2 separate regions of the Homo sapiens genome follow, and region 1 is linked to region 2. A link is a loop called in an ENCODE intact Hi-C map of the cell type or tissue named here. Cell type or tissue: prostate gland. All regions are shown on one strand. Links, peaks and the distances in the headings refer to the core of each region. The heading gives the core; the rest is flanking DNA.

The links. Hi-C counts contacts between places; a loop is a spot of excess contacts. Peaks named below come from ENCODE experiments on the same cell type or tissue, not always from the same donor. Only the 100,000 strongest peaks of a DNase experiment are listed, where the experiment ranks them.
Region 1: it touches region 2 in a loop (3-fold over the local background); 21 of 110 quality-filtered maps call a loop at or near these places.

What each region holds. Positions count from the first base shown.
Region 1 is chr4:167,621,644-167,624,574 of GRCh38, forward strand. No RefSeq gene overlaps it. Among named protein-coding and RNA genes, the nearest start is that of SPOCK3, 390 kb to the left of the region's middle. In prostate gland, for the core only: a CTCF peak has its summit at 1,279 (motif pointing left); a DNase peak (open chromatin) is centred at 1,238.
Region 2 is chr4:167,020,061-167,022,991 of GRCh38, forward strand. The region is part of intron 3 of SPOCK3 (SPARC (osteonectin), cwcv and kazal like domains proteoglycan 3); the gene reads right to left. Among named protein-coding and RNA genes, the nearest start is that of SPOCK3, 210 kb to the right of the region's middle. In prostate gland, for the core only: a CTCF peak has its summit at 1,696 (motif pointing right); DNase peaks (open chromatin) are centred at 1,681 and 2,081; H3K27ac peaks cover 415 bases.

The sequences.
Region 1 (2,931 bases), core at 162-2,661, 600 kb after region 2:
GGTGGGGACACAGACAAACTGTATCACTAAGATACTACGTAAACTGTGTAATAATTCCTGAAACATAATATACACTCTCAGCAATTTATGAACTTTATATTTGGGAGATTTAAGTAATCTATGCAAAATGCTAAATTGTGTCCTTTCTCATGATGTTAATGAATTAGCATATTTGCCTTTTTTTTGAGTAAATTTTGAATGTATCATCACAAAAAAATTAGTGAGGTGATAGATATGTATTGATTGATTTACTCACTCCACTTATATATGGATAAACATCTAAACATCACATTGTACACCATAAACATATATAAGTATTCTTTGTCAATTAAAACAATATTAACATAAAAGATTTGCCTTTTAATTGTTTCTCCAAAACTTTTTCTAATTTTTTATTTTATTTTTCTTGGAGACAGAGTCTCACTTTGTCACCCAGGCTGGAGTACAGTGGCCTGATGAATCCCAGGTTCAAGTGATTTTCATGCCTCAGCTATCGGAGTAGCTGGGATTGCAGGCGTGCACCACTACCTCCCTCACCCCTCGGCTAACTTTTGTATTTTTAGTAGAGACTGGATTTCACCATGTTGGCCAGGCTTGTCTCAAACTCCTGAGCTCAAGTGATCCACCTGCCTCGGCTTCCCAAAGTGCTTGGATTACAGGCATGAGCCATGGTGCCCAGCCATTTTTTCTAATTTCAAATATTAAAACATACATATTATAGATATATATATAAGCACACACACATATATATATGCCAACTTCCCAGATAATTCTACTCATCCTTTATACTTTCTGCAAATATCGAATCTCTAATATTACCTCGTTTGTGCATTTTTACGGTGGTTTTTGCAATACTGCATGCTAACTAACAATGATTGACAAGCAAGCTACGTATCTGAAGTAGGTATTTTGCCATTTCCAGAATGTGAGGGTTCCCTTCTTTTCCAATATCACATTTACCAGTTTGTTAACCACTCAGGTGTTTATGCAGAGCACTATGCAGTTTTTCTTTTGGCTGGGTGTATCTCACTATCTCACTTGCCTCCGTGACTCATTCCACAGCACTGTAGTCCTGTTAATTCTTAAATTCTGTTCTATGTTTGTGGAGTCACACTGAATTTGCCAGAGGAATTTTGTTAAGGATGTTTCTATGGAGAGAAGAGTACCTCAGTTTCCTTCCCAGATGTGTACGGTATCTTTCAAAGGCCCTGACCGGGACTAGGATGCTAAGACGCTGACCAGGGAGCCGCTCTAGGCTGCCCTCTGGTGGGCAGACTGGAGCTAAGGACACTGAAAGAAGTCCAATCAGACTGAAATTGTATCACTTCAGCAAGCAGAGAAGAAAATTCAGGCATTCATGAGCTTACCATAGCCAGAGCCTGGTCTATAGATTTCGCTCAGCAAAGGTCCCAGGAAGCAGGCCTGAAAGCCACTGGAGGAGGGGGGCCGCACCTGAAATCTCATTTGCAGCTGTTACGGACCCTGTCATTCCCTTACCTGTCAATGGGCAGGTAAGAATAGGGAGTTTATTTGAATGAATTTCCAAGGCACTAGTAAGACAAAGAGATGATAAAAGTTTCCTTTAGAATACCTATAGTGATGACCAAAAAAATGCCTCACATCACCGTGAGCTGTAGAGGGGACAGAAAAAGATGTTACTACCGGAACATGAAACCCAGCATCAAAATTCAAGTGAAAATTTACTGCAGGAGAAATAGAGTGCTTACAAGTAAACAGAAGTCGTCATCAGTTGCCAGTTCAAATTCCAAAAAAACACCTACTGTCAAATATCTAGTATCCATGAAGTTAATGAAAACAGTGTGATTCATATGGCATGGACTTTTGGTACCAAATATTTGAAGTCTTTATTTTGGAACTGAGTGGAGAGTAAATTCCATCTGAGTGTACTTTACAGCAACACCACCAAGAGAATTCTGCATTCTTATCTAAACTTTGAGACATCAGAAAGTAGTAGATAAATTATATTTGAAAATAACTAACTGCTAACTGAATTTTTAACTTGCATTTTTACAACATGAATGTAAAAATGCAAGTTTAAAAATTATGTACCTGATACATATCTAGATGTAGATGAAAAAAATCTGGCCTAGTTTAATTGTTATTATAGCCACTATTTCTATGATCAACTGTTAACTACAAACTTTCACCTAATTTTCTTTTAAGAACATATATTATTTTTCATAGTTTATTTCCTAACATTCACATCAAAGAAGAGAAAACAATTATACATAGCATCAGGGAGTGATCAGATATAATTTGTTCAACAATGGGACCTGGCTACCTGCCTGTAGAAGAGCAGATGGAATTCTACAAATGACTTTCACTGTAGGGTCCCTTGACACACATTATGAGCCAAATAAATAGTGTGACACCCAATCCAATGAGTATCCCTGAACACTACTGATGTACACTTTTATGAGGATACAAATTGCACACTGATGAGCAATACCTGGTATGTGGAAACCTCGTTTAGACCACTGGCCACTTAGACACCTGTGTCCTGAAAGCACAAATTACCTTGTAACTGCTATTGGAAAAGCTACTGCCTACATTTTAAGTAGAATTGATTCACAAAAGTACAAAACAGTCTCATTTCAAGTTATCTATCTGTGTACAATTTAAGAAGTTTAAATCCTAAGTGTTTTAGGACAAAATCCTCATTTTTTTATTTTAGCAATTTTAAATGCACAGACCATGTACTTTGCTAACTGTAAATCTAGGTAGGCATTGAGACGACTATTCAGGGTATAGTTAGCACACAGTAGTTGATGACAAAACTAGATCTTCCTGTAGCTAGGACCTGATAAAAGTTTCAGGCTCTTGATTTTTGGAATTACCAGGAGAGGTTTACTAATAAAGAATTGTAGCTCTGGGTAATTGTTAGAGCCTGGGATTGATGGTCATCAGGAA
Region 2 (2,931 bases), core at 214-2,713:
GATAACTTTGGGACCTTTTGTTACTGTAGCCTAACCAATCTCATGGAGGCAGATATTGCTATCTTGCAGTGGAGTGCCTACATAAAAGAAATCTAAAATGTGTGCATTGTCTTACTGGTCAGGTAGGAGGTAGTATGAAAATAGATACAGCAGTTTGGAAATATGGAAACCCATGCATTCAGTAATAAAACATTTTGTAAAATAGCCATATAACTTTTAAGGCAGATGAAGTGCCTATTTGGCCTCTAGGGGAAATTTCTAGAATAGCATTTGCAGTTTCCAAAGAGGGTAACATGTCTTCAAAGTTTCTCTATTGCTTATAGATTGAATGCATGCCCTTAAAAATTCATGTTGAAACTTAATCTGCATTTTGGCATATTAAAAGATGGAGTCTTTGGAGCAGTTATTAAGTCATGGGGGTGCTGCCCTCATGAATGAACTAAGGCTCTTATGTAAAGGGCTTTTGGGTGTGAGTTCACTCTCACTCTTCTGCCATGTGAGAACAGTGTTCATACGTCCCTTGTGTTCTTCCACCTTCTGCCATATGGGGGCAGAGCAAGAGGACCCTTACCAGATGCCAGTGCCTTGATCTTGTATTTCCCAGCCTCTAGATCTGTGAGAAATATGTATGTGTTCTTTATAAATTGCCAAGCCTGTGGTATTTTGTTTTAGCAACACAAAGACACATGAAAGAAGCATCATTTTTTCCATGAAATAACCATATCCTTACTTCCCATTACAAAAAAAAGAAGCTCACCTCTAATAACCACTAATACAAGCAAAACAACAATCAAAACAGCATGTTTCAAAATTGTTGGGATAAAGTTGAAGAAGATGGGTGGAGTAAGTTAAGATGCATCAGTTTCTTAGGGCCAGAACTAAAAGGTGGAAAAAGTGAATTCCAAATTCTAATTGGAAATATACTGTTAGATTCATTAAAGTACTGACTTTTCCTGAGAATGAAATTGAAGAAGCACTTGTTAAGTTGGGTTACCTATTGAAACCGATTGATAAAATATTATTATGCTGTGTCACTCATTGAATAAAAATTATAAGAATACTGGACCTTGAAAAAACTTAATCTTAAAATAAAATGCTCAGACTTTTAAAAATCAAATGTTTCTTCCAAAGATATTTACTATTTACTATAGCAAAAACATAGAAAATATTAACACAAAGTGGCTCATTAAATGTCTATTTAAGTCATCTTATATAATTTGTAAATTTTATAAATCTTATACACTTCAGAAATTTGGATGATTTTCTTTATTGTTGTCATTTCTTGCGAGTTAGTCCTGAAGTAAAAAAATTGTAAGGTAAAATAGATCTATTAAAATCTTGTGATAGCCCACCCATCAGTCCTCTCACTGGAGATATATAAACAGTGATGTGTGACTGGCTCTTATTTCTTCCCAGTCAAGTTCTCAAAAGTGGGTGTCAAAAGTTCTTATCTGGGGACTGTGGTAACTTAGGCAAGGAAGGCTAAACAGGGGAATGACAGGGATCAAGAGAGTTCCCACATCCCTACCCCTCTCTCCGGTCGATTTCCCCAGATCAGATTGATAAAACTGGCACCAACTAACTTGAGGAAATTCCTAGAATTACAGCCACTGTCCTAGTAGGTTGCACAGGAGCCAGAACGACCCATATCTATACAAAAAAAAGGTCAAACGGCCACCACCAGGTGGCGCCAAACAGCAATCCAAATCAAGATAATTTCGGATGGCACAAATGAACCCACGGAGTTCTCAAACAACCAGACACACAGACATGTCCAGATTGTTTTTTAATCTCTCAGTAATAGAAAATGTACATTTTAACTAAAGGTTTTTGGACCCCAATTCTCCTTCGGTGGGTATTAAGCTTATATAATAACAATAATAATTGCAGTACCCTAATACTACCTCTATAACTTAGTAATTCTTTTACTTGTGAGAGAATAGAAGATAAACCCTGCAAAAGTTCTGGGATGTGTCACGTTGGTAAAGTTTCTAGGAACTCTGTTAGTTTGGAGCACAGTGTGATACCCGAACGTCATTTGGATGTGCTGTTCCCATCTAGTACTGAATAACTCATAAAACTGTGTGTCTAGGTTGGGCGTGGAGCAAACAAAAGACCTGCACCAGATCCAGATTGAGAAGCAAGCAGCCAGGCTATGCGAGCCTTATGATCCAAGACCCAGTAGGAGAATATAATATAAATCTCTAGGATATTCACATGAGACACATTCCTCTTTTGCCATCAACTGTTCTGCAACTGAAAAATATTATCCAGCTTGTCCCCAAAGCCTGACCGGAGTAAACCAAGAAACCAGGCAGCCCAATTTGCCCATTATAAACTGGGTGATTTCTAATGTGTAGGAACATACCATCATTAAATAAAATGTGTATATATAAGATCAAGGCCAAGAAGTTCTGGAGAAGACAAATACACTGAGTGAGTGACTCAGATGCCCATGGTGCTGAGCCATACTGTTGTACCACTTTTCCCTCAACCCACAGGTAGGGCCTCAGATGGTGAAAAAGATACAATTGAAAGTACAGCCCAAGTTTATGGATAGGTCAGAAATGAATTCCATTGCATTATGAACCTCTTCAGAGGTAACCCTGAAACATAGTGATAAAGGTAAATCCTATTAGAGTTTAGGGCAGCATATCCCATAATGTGCTGTATGTGGGAGGCAACATGACTTAAATTACAAATAGACCCTGAGTCATGGCCAGGGTTGATATGCTGGCCAGCTGGTTATGGACATGGGAAGAACAAGACTAAATGATTGGGACAAGAAGTCAGTGAGAGAGATATGTAGATGATCCTCCAGGAATACACTCAGAGGAAGCAGATTTTTTTGTTCCACATAAATGCCACTCAGAGAGAGCTCTTAAATCTTTTATAACAGTCAGCTCTTTTTCTAGTCCCCAAGGTCTTTCC